2 separate regions of the Homo sapiens genome follow, and region 2 is linked to region 1. The links are chromatin loops, found by intact Hi-C in ENCODE. Cell type or tissue: Caco-2. All regions are shown on one strand. Links, peaks and the distances in the headings refer to the core of each region. The heading gives the core; the rest is flanking DNA. Region 1 overlaps CADPS2 (calcium dependent secretion activator 2). Region 2 overlaps CADPS2 (calcium dependent secretion activator 2).

Evidence for each region. Hi-C counts contacts between places; a loop is a spot of excess contacts. Peaks named below come from ENCODE experiments on the same cell type or tissue, not always from the same donor. Only the 100,000 strongest peaks of a DNase experiment are listed, where the experiment ranks them.
Region 2: a loop joins it to region 1, with 7 times the contacts of the local background. A loop is called at or near these places in 3 of 110 quality-filtered maps.

The regions. Positions count from the first base shown.
Region 1 is chr7:122,627,117-122,632,504 of GRCh38, forward strand. It overlaps CADPS2 (calcium dependent secretion activator 2), which reads right to left. Exons shown (of 30, transcript NM_017954.11): 4 at 2,132-2,212. Among named protein-coding and RNA genes, the nearest start is that of RNF133, 69 kb to the right of the region's middle. In Caco-2, for the core only: no CTCF peak of the experiment used is centred there; no DNase peak of the experiment used is centred there.
Region 2 is chr7:122,677,133-122,682,520 of GRCh38, forward strand. All of the region lies in intron 2 of CADPS2 (calcium dependent secretion activator 2), which reads right to left. It also overlaps the pseudogene RPS26P31. Among named protein-coding and RNA genes, the nearest start is that of RNF133, 19 kb to the right of the region's middle. RefSeq lists an enhancer at 2,049-2,605. In Caco-2, for the core only: no CTCF peak of the experiment used is centred there; a DNase peak (open chromatin) is centred at 2,229.

The sequences.
Region 1 (5,388 bases), core at 249-5,248:
AAGCAAGGCCAGGATTTGAGGCCTGCCTCAGCCACTTATTTGTTATGTAATCATGGTGAAATAAATAATCTTGTCTAAGCCTCAATTTCCTCTTCTATAAAATTGACTTCATGATATCATCTGCCCTTACAAGGTTTGTAGGATTATTGTCAGAAAATAATTCAGCAAGGTCAGTCAATTGTTATTAGGCTTAAAAATATTTCATTAAGACGGCTTCACTTTGGTGAACTTGAAGTGGAAAGCAATTAAACCTGCTCAATCTATGTCAATATTTTCATCAAAAGGTATCCTATTTTTAGAGGTATATTTTGCTTTCCAACCCCATCAGCTTTACTTCTTTCTCCATGTTTTTTCCACTCTATCAACATCTCTGATGAAACCATTAGGGTTCTCTCAAGGAGAAGCCTTTGTGTGTTCATCACTAACCCTTTCTTCTGACTCAGCCCAGGAGTTTATGAACACACCTTCTTCTCAGTCATGAACCTGAGAATACGTCTGAGTCTCTTCTTCCAGTCCCATAACTCTCTAGAAAATCACTTAAACTTTATTCTAAAGCATTACATATGACAATGTGCCCAGTCTCAGGTACAATCTATATACAAGTAGGTAATTTTCAAATGCTGAACACAGATCCACTGTCCCTCCTGCTGCTGTCAGGCACATCTCTCCAGGTTCTTTATTAGCTTTAGGTCTCAGAAAAGCAATTTCTTTTCCAGCCAGGCTCAATACAGGATAGGACTTGGCATTAAAATATTTTTCTTTCTAAAGGTTTCAATAGCCTCAAGTTGCTTGCTTTCTACTCTACAAAATCCACATTCAAATCTCTAGAATGAAATACCACCTTTCTAGAAACCCAGAGGACAAAAATAAGGCATGCTATCCTTTCAATCACTGCCCTCTGTGCAAATGTAACTCTTTGGCCCCTAATTTATAGCACACTGTATCTTCATTCATCTAGAGATTCTTCCTCATGATCTAATTCCTGCTTGGTTCTTACAACTTACTGTCATTCTTGTTACCCAATTATCTACATTTTTCTCTATTTTATTATTTATTTCTAATTTCTCAACTTTCCCTCTACTTTTTAATAAACACTTAAACAGTGTTAGCATTTTAAAAACATTATGTATTAATATTTACAAATACACATTTTCTTTGCAGAAGTAAAAAAATAATTGTTAAAATTAGTATGGGATATAACTTCTTGAATGCTGGAAGAGTTCATTATCTTGATCTGGGAGGTGGCTACACAGGATGTATGCGTAAACATTCATTAAACTGTAAAATGAAGATGTGTGCAGTTTATTGTATACATGTTACGAGAGAGAGAAATAGAGAGGGAGACTATCCATCAAATATTGGAAGTTTTTGCTAAGCAGAAAGGAAAGGGAGAGAATCTTATGTTCAGAGCAATCAACAGCACTATAACTGCAAGTCCATTGAAAAGAACTAAAATTTTCATATCATTGAAGTAAGTTAATAAATTCACTAAAGAATGATTTAGACAATTGGGTTCCATTCTCTCTAAAAACCTTAAGTACTAGAAAAAACTCATGCCTTTTGTCTGAAATTTATCTCTATTCACGATACACAGTGATCACACAAATAAAATAAGTACAATATGATGAATTTCTTGTATCAAGCACACTTCATCTGCCAGATTGCATACTAGATACTTAAAATAATATTTTTTCATGCATTTAGTCATTCAATTAAATGTTAGTCAGAACCACTATGTGCCAATAACTTTACTGTATACTTAGGAATGTATTATATGATTTTGCGGGGAGGAGTTTTTTCTCCCTGGTTATATTTTGCTTAGTAAAACATTAAAACTCTTCTAGATCTGGCAGTTTGAGAAACTCATGCATTGCTTTAAGAGAAGTCTATAAAAGTTATCATTAAAATTAAACAGTTCACATATTAAGGATGAGTACGTAAAATGAATAATATGCTTCATTTAGATAACATGCTTTCAGATATTTGGGATTAAGAGGTCTATGTGTAGAGGAGAAAATGTTAAAATTATGCTGGCTCTTTTTTTTTTAACCTATACAAAACACTTTTTCAGCTCACAGAAATCTAGGTAAAGAAAGGAATGTCATACAGTATGTCCAAGTTAATAATTTACCTTTGCCATTTTATCTGCCAATTGCAGCCGGCCATCAAGTTCCCTTCTGATCTGGGCTGCTTGTTCATCTGCGTTATCCAGCTTAAAAATAAAACAGAAGTTACACATATGTAATTACTTAATCTATATACAGTGACCCACAGACTGAGGCAGTCCCACAGACTAAGGCAAAGATTAAATGACTGAAAAATGTTTAATAGATTGTATCAGATATCTATTACAAAGAGAATACAGGAGGTTGTTCAATTAGATTGGCAGACCAGATAAATTTCTTGGGTACTTTCTCATTGTGGTTTTACTCACAAAACCACCAAATCAAGAAATTAGATTTCTTGATCATTAAGTCAGTCCTAAATAGTTCCAGAAAGATGAAGCTCTTGTTTTGTTCTTTCAAGTTCTCACCATGTATTTCTGGAGGGTGAGATGCTAATGTTTCACTTCTTTCTTTGTACTTTAAAAAAACTCCCTTTGCTTTAATAATAAGTTTGTATTAGTGCTAAACTATAAAAGTACTCTTTGATTGACTGATACAACTTTCTACCACTTAAGTCTTCATATACTCCTCATTCTAATACCAGTAGACTAATACTGCCAAGAAATCCTTCCATTCTTTTAAGGATTGGCACCATATTAGAAATCCATTCTCCTGTTCTAAATTTGACTGAAAACAAGAAAAGTGTGCTCTCATCATTTTTTTTAGAAATCTCCCATTTACATGGAAAATTATTTTCACTTCATGAACTAATCCTTAACTTTTTCTATAACTTATTTTAACTTTACTCATGATACCTTTTCACCCATTCACTCAATATTAGTCCCTTTATAAAAATGTTAAAGTGAGGATGTTAAGTGTTAATTTTCTCTTGACTTTAGTTTTTTCTCCTTTTGCACTCTCATCACGAAGAAGCCTGGACTGCACAATACACTTTAGTAAAGGACCATCTAAAGATTCGATTGAGTATAACATTAAACACCAATGAGAAAACAGTTTACTTGTCACTTTCCCAAAGAACTACAAATTGACCAGGTTACATTTTTAAAAACATCCTCAAAGAGAGTCCTCAAAAAGATGAGTAGAAGCAAACCAGATTAACAGGATAGTGGTGGTAAGGCAATTTATATGAAGAGTCAAAAAAAAAAAAAGAGGAAGATGTTCCTATAAAAGAACACCAAAAGTCTGGAGGTGAGGAGGTAAAACTAGACACACACAGTGGTTCTTTTGGAATGGGATACCAGAAGAGGCAGGGTGAGGGACAGGACTGGAGAGAGAAGCAGGGCAACTTCATAAGTTACTCTTCACAAGCCACATTAGGGAATTTGGAGTTAGTTCCTACAACAATGGGACTTCCTTGAGAGGTTTAAAGTGTAGGAGTGATATGATCAGATGTAAGCTTTGGAAAGGAAAGATCACTCTGTCTCTAGTACAAACAATAGGTCAGAAAGACGGAAGTCTTATTTTGTTTTCTTTAAAGATATACACAAAATGTTAAATTGAGGATATTCATGTTAATTTTCTCTTGGGAGAAAAACTATACAAAAGGCCTGAGATTACCTGTCTAAAATATGTTTCCAAGTTGATTTTTAAAAAACCAAATTCATTTTAAAATAAGTTAAAAAAACAGGCAAGATTTTCTTAAAGTAAATCCTTGTTATATAGGAGTTTCTATGTCATCTCATAAAACTAACAAACAATTTTAATTGATTAATATGATTCAAAATCAAACAGAAACAAGTTTCTCTTCACTGTGTCTAAAATCAAAATGATTAAAATTAAAAACTAACGTAATTATGAAGAAAAATAATATGCAGTAAGTACGGGTTCCAGGTTAACTGAAATCTCTCATTCCAAGCTCCTAAAAACTAAACCATAAGAACACTGAAACTGTAACAATACTTCAAATGCACTAAATGTAATATGAAATATATTATGATCTTTGCTTAAATGCTGATACATATTTCTTCAAAAGACATAAAAAGTTACTTGCATATAAAGAAATTATATTTTTCTCACAGCTTCAACAAAAAATAGCATTTAATATCTTAAAAGGCCACAGTTTTTCAAACTTCACTAGAAACACTAACATATTTTTGTATCTATATCTCCAGATTAACAGCTCTTACTTAAGTGTAAGTGAAATTGTTTGAGTTATTTCTAAATTTTGGTAGTTTTGTTTGTAAGAGACAATTTACAACTACATATTTTTTCTTTTTGTGGAGATGGAGTTCTCGCTATGTTGCCCAGGCTTGTCTTGAACTCCTGGGCTCAAGTGATCTTCCCGCCTCTGCCTTCCTAAGTGCTGGAATTACAGGCATAAGCCACCGCACCTGGTCTGTTTTTTTAAAAAATAATTAATGACTTGATCACATTTGTCTGAAAAAAAAGTAAGCAACAAAACAAAACAAAACCAAAAACAATGTAGAGCACTGGGACACTACATTGTCTTTTCTTTTTTTTTTAATTTCAGATTTGGAGGGGGTACAGTGTAGGATGGTTTCATGGGTATATTACATGTTGTTGAGGTTGAGGTTGGGGATATGGATGGTCCCATCACCCAGGTGGTGAGCATAGTATCCAATAGGTAGTTTTTCAGCCCACATTTCCCTTGGTCAATCATTCCCCAGTGTACTATTCCCATCTTTATATCTATGTATATTCAATGTTTAGCTTTCATTTATAAGTGAGAATGTGTGATATTTGGTTTTATGTTAAGGTGCTAATTTGCTTAGGATAATGGCTTCCAGCTGCATCGACATTGCTGCAAAGAATATGATTTCATTCTTTTTTAGGGTTGTGTAATAATCCATGGTATATATGTGTGTATGTATATATAAAATATTTTCTTTATCCAACCCACCATTAATGGGCACCTATGTTAATACCAGGTCTTTGCTATTGTCATTAGTGTGTCAATGACCATATGGGTGCAAGTGTCCTTTTGATCAAATGAATTATTTTTCTTTGGGTACATACCCAGTAGTAGGATTTCTAGGTGTAACAGTAGTTCTGTTTTAACTTCTTTGAGAAATCTTTAAACTACTTTCTATAGTGGCTAAAGTAATTTGGATTACCACCCACAGAATACAAACATTTGCTTTTCTCTGCAGCCTCACCAACATCTGTTGTTTTTTTGACTTTTTGATAATAGCCATTCTGACTGCTGTGAGATGGTATCTATCTCATTGTGGCTTTGATTTGCATTTCTCTGATGATTAGTGATGTTGAGCATTTGCTCATGTTTTTTGGCCACTTGTACATC
Region 2 (5,388 bases), core at 112-5,111, 50 kb after region 1:
TTCCTTCCTAGAGCTTACAGTGGGGCAAACAAATGGTTATACAAACCAATATGCCTGTGGCTTGATAAATACTAGTGAGAATTTCTGGTGCTATAAGTTTGTAACAAAGTTTGAATCTAGCTGAGGAGGTCATGGTGGCTTCCCTGAGGAGGTGAGCAGAGATCTGAAGACAAAGAATTTGCAAATCAAAAGGAACCAAGGGGCCAGGAGACAGTGGGTAGAGGGAACACAGCCTATCTAAGGGGGCCTTAAGGCAGCTCCCTGGGCTGCAGTGAAGGGCCTGAGAGTACAGTGGAATGGGAGGTGCCTGAGGAGGACGGGTGGGCTTTGTCAGGCCTGGAAAGTGCTCTGGTCTTTATCCCAGGAGCATGGAATGCCATCAATATTTAAGGCAGAGAGTCACATGATAAAAACTGTATTTTGCAAATAGCTAAAATTTATTTTAGGGACTTCATGTATATTAACCCTCACAACTGCATAAAGAAGGTGCTAGTATTTATCTTAAAGGTAAACAACAACAACAACAACAATAAAAACCCAAAAAGCATACAGAAGTAAAGAGACATGGCCAAGATCACACAGCCAGAGTGTGGAAGAGTCAAGATTTAAGCCCAGTCTCACTCTAGAGCTCCCTTTTTCACCACCATGCAATCAAGTTCAGCAATTTATCAATTTGTGGCTCATTCGGCTGAGCTGGAAGGGCCAATGAGTAAATGGATTGGTAAGGATTAGGCAGGAGAATGCTCCTGTTCACCTGTTTGTCAAGCATTCCGCAGCTTGATGGTATTTCTCTATTCTAAGCCATCTTAATACTTTCCCATGCTCTGTGTAGGTATAAAACACTGCTGTCCTGTCTTATACCACATCATTGTATGTCTCTCTTGTTAAGACTGCAAACTGCATCTTTGAAATCTCTGTAGTGTCTAGTATCATTAGACACTCAAATTTTAAAGGAAATCATTAGGTCCTTGTGGTAATGGACTTTGGAAAGTTATTGAATCTAAAGGCTGCTGTGCTGACCAGTGTGGGATGAAGTTTTCATGAATTCAAAGTGAAAAAAGAAAATACAAGGACTTCAAAGTCCATTTTAATAAAGCTGATTTTAATATTCTAATAGTTGAAACTGTAGGTACAAGAAGTCACTTTTTGTAATACAATGTTATTAACTGTAAATGTGTGGTTTTGTTGCTGTATTCATCCAATGGATTCTTCCCACACAGCTGCACAGACAAAACCAACTCACTGAGACTGTGCTATAACAATAGAGAAGGAATTTTATTAATGCAAGGCTGGCCACACAGAAGATGGGAGTTATTACTCAAATTAATCTCTCAAAGGCTTGGAGTTTACGTTTTTTGTAAGGATAATTTGGTGGGCAAGGGTTTAGGAAATGGGGAATGTTGACTGCTTAGAGGTGAAATCACAGGTGTGTGGGAAATGGTCCTCCTGCACTTAGCCTCTGAGTAGGGGCCATAGGATGGGTTGCACCACTACTGTGGGTCTGGGTGGATTTAGTTGGTGGTCAAAAATGCAAAAATGTGAAAGATACCTCAAAAGGCCGATCTTAGGTTCTACATAGTGATGTTATCTATAGGAGCAATTCAGGGAAGTCACAAATCTTGTGACCTCTGGCCATAGGACTACTGAACAGTAAGGGGTTACAGAAATTATGCCTACATTTTAGCAGAATGTTGCAGGAAGTCAGGGACCTCGAATGGAGGGACCAGCTGAAACCATGGCAGAACATAAATTGTGAAGATTTCATGGACATTTAACACTTCCCCAATCAATACTCTTATAATTTCCTATGCCTGTCTTTTATCTCTTAATCCCGTCATCTTCGTAAGTTGAGGATGTATGTTGCCCAGGACCCTGTAATGACTGCGTTAACTGCACAAATTGTTCGTAAAGCATGTGCGTTTGAACAATATGAAATCTGGGCACCTTAAGAACAGGGTAACAGTGATTTTCAGGGAACAAGGGAGATAACCTTAAAGTCTGGCTGCCTGTGGGCCGGGCAGGACAGAGCCATATTTCTCTTATTACCGAAAACAGGTAAGATAAATATCACTGAATTCTTTCCCCAGTAAGGAATATTAATAATTAACAGCCCTGGGAAAAGAATGCATTCCTGGGGGGGGGGGGCTCTAAAATGGCCACCCTGGGAGTGTCTGCCTCATGCACATGTAGATAGGAATGAAACATGCCCTACTCTCCTGCAGCACCCCCAGGCTTGCTAGGATTAGGAAATTCCAGCCTGGCGAATTCTAGTCAGACCGGTTCTCTGCTCTTGAATCCTGTTAAGATGTTTATCAATGACAATGTGTGCACAGCAGGACGTGGACGTTCATTAGTGATTCTAGTTTCACCCTGACCTTGTGATCTCGCCCTAACCTTGTGATCTCACCCTGACCTTCTGCCTTGTGATCTTTTGTTGCCCTTAAAGCATGTGATCTCTGTGACCCACACCCTATTCGTATACTCCCTCCCCTTTGAAAATTGCTGGTAAAAACTTGCTGGTTTTACGGCTCAGGGGGCATCACGGAACCTGCCGACATATTATGTCTCCCCTGGACATCCAGCTTTAAAATTTCTCTCTTTTGTACTCTTTCCCTTTATTTCTCAGACCGGCCAACACTGAGGGAACATAGCAAAGGACCCACATTGAAATATCGGGGGCTGAATTTCCCCCAATAGCAGAACTCAGGCCCCTCTCACAATCCTAATCTTGTGGCCTTTCATTAGTTTTACAAAGATGGTTTTTAGTCCCTGAGAAAGAAGGGGTTTAGTTTTAGAGAGGGACTATTATCATCTTTGCTTCCAAGTTAAACTATAAACTAAATCTTTGCCATGATTAGCTTGACCTATGTACAGGAATGAACAAAGACAGCCAGCCTATGAGGCTAGAAGCAAGATAGAGTCAGCTATGTTAGATTTCTCTGTCATAATCTTTGCAAAGGCAGTTTTATTGTTGTTGCAATGGTTAATTACCTTTCTTGGCACACAAAAAAAGTACAATATCTGACCTCTGTTTTTATTTACTAATCCATGAATTCCAAAGATTTGAAAAACACTCGTTTAAACAATCCCATTTCTTTACCTATCAAATGTGAAGAATCACAGCTTAAAACTAATAGCAAATAATCTGTTTTATCTAAAAAATAAATTTTGTTAAGAAATACCTCTAGACCCTTATCTATAAACTAGGAGACACTTGCTTTCAAAAGATCCTTCCAACTTTTCTAAATCCCTTATGATTAATCTAAACCCCTCATATCAAATCTAAAGCCCTTAGACCAGGCCAGGCATGGTGGCTCATACCTGTAATCCCAGCACTTTGGGAGACCAAGGTGGGTGGATCACCTGAGGTCAGGAGTTCGAGACCAGCCTGGCCAACATGGCAAAAGCCTGTCTCTATTAAAAATACAAAAATTAGCCAGGTGTGGTGGTGCACGCCTGTAATCCCAGCTACTCAGGAAGCTGAGGCATGAGAATCACTTGAGTCTGAGAGGTGGAGGTTGCAGTGGGTCGGGATAATGCCACTGCACTCCAGCCTGGGCAACAGAGTGAGACTGTCTCAAAAAGAAAAACAATAAAACATCTAAAAAACTAGAAATACCATTTGACCCAGCCATCCCATTACTGGGTATATACCCAAAGGACTATAAATCATGCTTCTATAAAGACACAGGCACACGTATGTTTATTGCGGCATTATTCACAATAGCAAAGACTTGGAACCAACCCAAATGTCCAACAATGATAGACTGGATTAAGAAAATGTGGCACATATACACCATGGAATACTATGCAGCCATACAAAATGATGAGTTCATGTCCTTTGTAGGGACATGGATGAAATTGGAAATCATCATTCTCAGTAAACTATCGCAAGAACAAAAAACCAAACACCGCATATTCTCACTCATAGGTGGGAATTGAACAATGAGACCACATGGACACAGGAAGGGGAACATCACACTCTGGGGACTGTTGTAGGGTGGGGGGAGGGGGAGGGATAGCATTGGGAGATATACCTAATGCTAGATGACAAGTTAGTGGGTGCAGTGCACCAGCATGGCACATGTATACATATGTAATGAACCTGCACAATGTGCACATGTACCCTAAAACTTAAAGTATAATAATAAAAGAAAGAGCTCTCCGGTCCGTGCCTCCAAGATGACAAAGAAAAGAAGGAACAATGGTCGTGCCAAAAAGGGCCGCGGCCACGTGCAACCTGTTCGCTGTACTAACTGTGCCCGATGCGTGCCCAAGGACAAGGCCATTAAGAAATTCGTCATTCGAAACATAGTGGAGGCCGTAGCAGTCAGGGACATTTCTGAAGCAAGCGTCTTCGATGCCTATGTGCTTCCCAAGCTGTATGTGAAGCTACATTACTGTGTGAGTTGTGCAATTCACAGCAAAGTAGTCAGGAATCGATCTCGTGAAGCCCGCAAGGACCGAACACCCCCACCCAGATTTAGACCTGCGGGTGCTGCCCCACGTCCCCCACCAAAGCCCATGTAAGGAGCTGAGTTCTTAAAGACTGAAGACAGGTTATTCTCTGGAGAAAAATAAAATGGAAATTGTAAAAAAATAATAATAATAATAAAAGAAAGAAAAAAAACAACATCTAAAAAAAAATAAATAAAAATAAAAATAAAACCCTTAGACCAAATATAAAGCCTTGAACTGTCTATGCCTTCTTACATCCTGTTTTAAGAACTGAGATGAGTCTAGACCCAAATGAATACAAATGGGATTTGAAAAGCATAAAGCTTTTTTTTTTGTTTGCTTGTTTGGAAAATAATACATACACATGGTATTACCATAATCTTATCAATATTATGAAGTCGTTCTAAAGCTTTTTTCTTCTAATATCAGCTAATAGCAGATCTTTGAGTCTTTCTTCCTAGGTATTTTCCAACTAAATGCTTAGTTTAAATTTCCCTAAGCCAACAGCAAATACTCCTTAACCTTGTACTTATGAGACTGAAAGTGAAGATTTACCAAGCCTCTTGTATAAACACAAAGATCACTGCACCCTACCTGGGCTTCCAATCTGTTTGACACTGTGCAACAAAGACTGAGACCCTAAAGTGGAAGAAAAATCTTGTTGTTCATCATGGAAAAGGGAGCAACGGAATGGCAAATAAGAATTTCTAGAGAAAAGCTTCTACACGTAGCCACAAAGTCAAAGAAGATACCAGCTTTCCACGCCATATTTTCAGCCTAAGCCATCTCTTCCACCTTCATTCAATGTGTTTCATGGTGTGATAGAAAAGTCTGAATGTTTCTTGGGCTATTTTCCATCTATTCTATAAAGAAAATGTTTTTCTTGTTTTGCCCTCACTGTAATAATACAGAAAATAAATCTTAAAAATT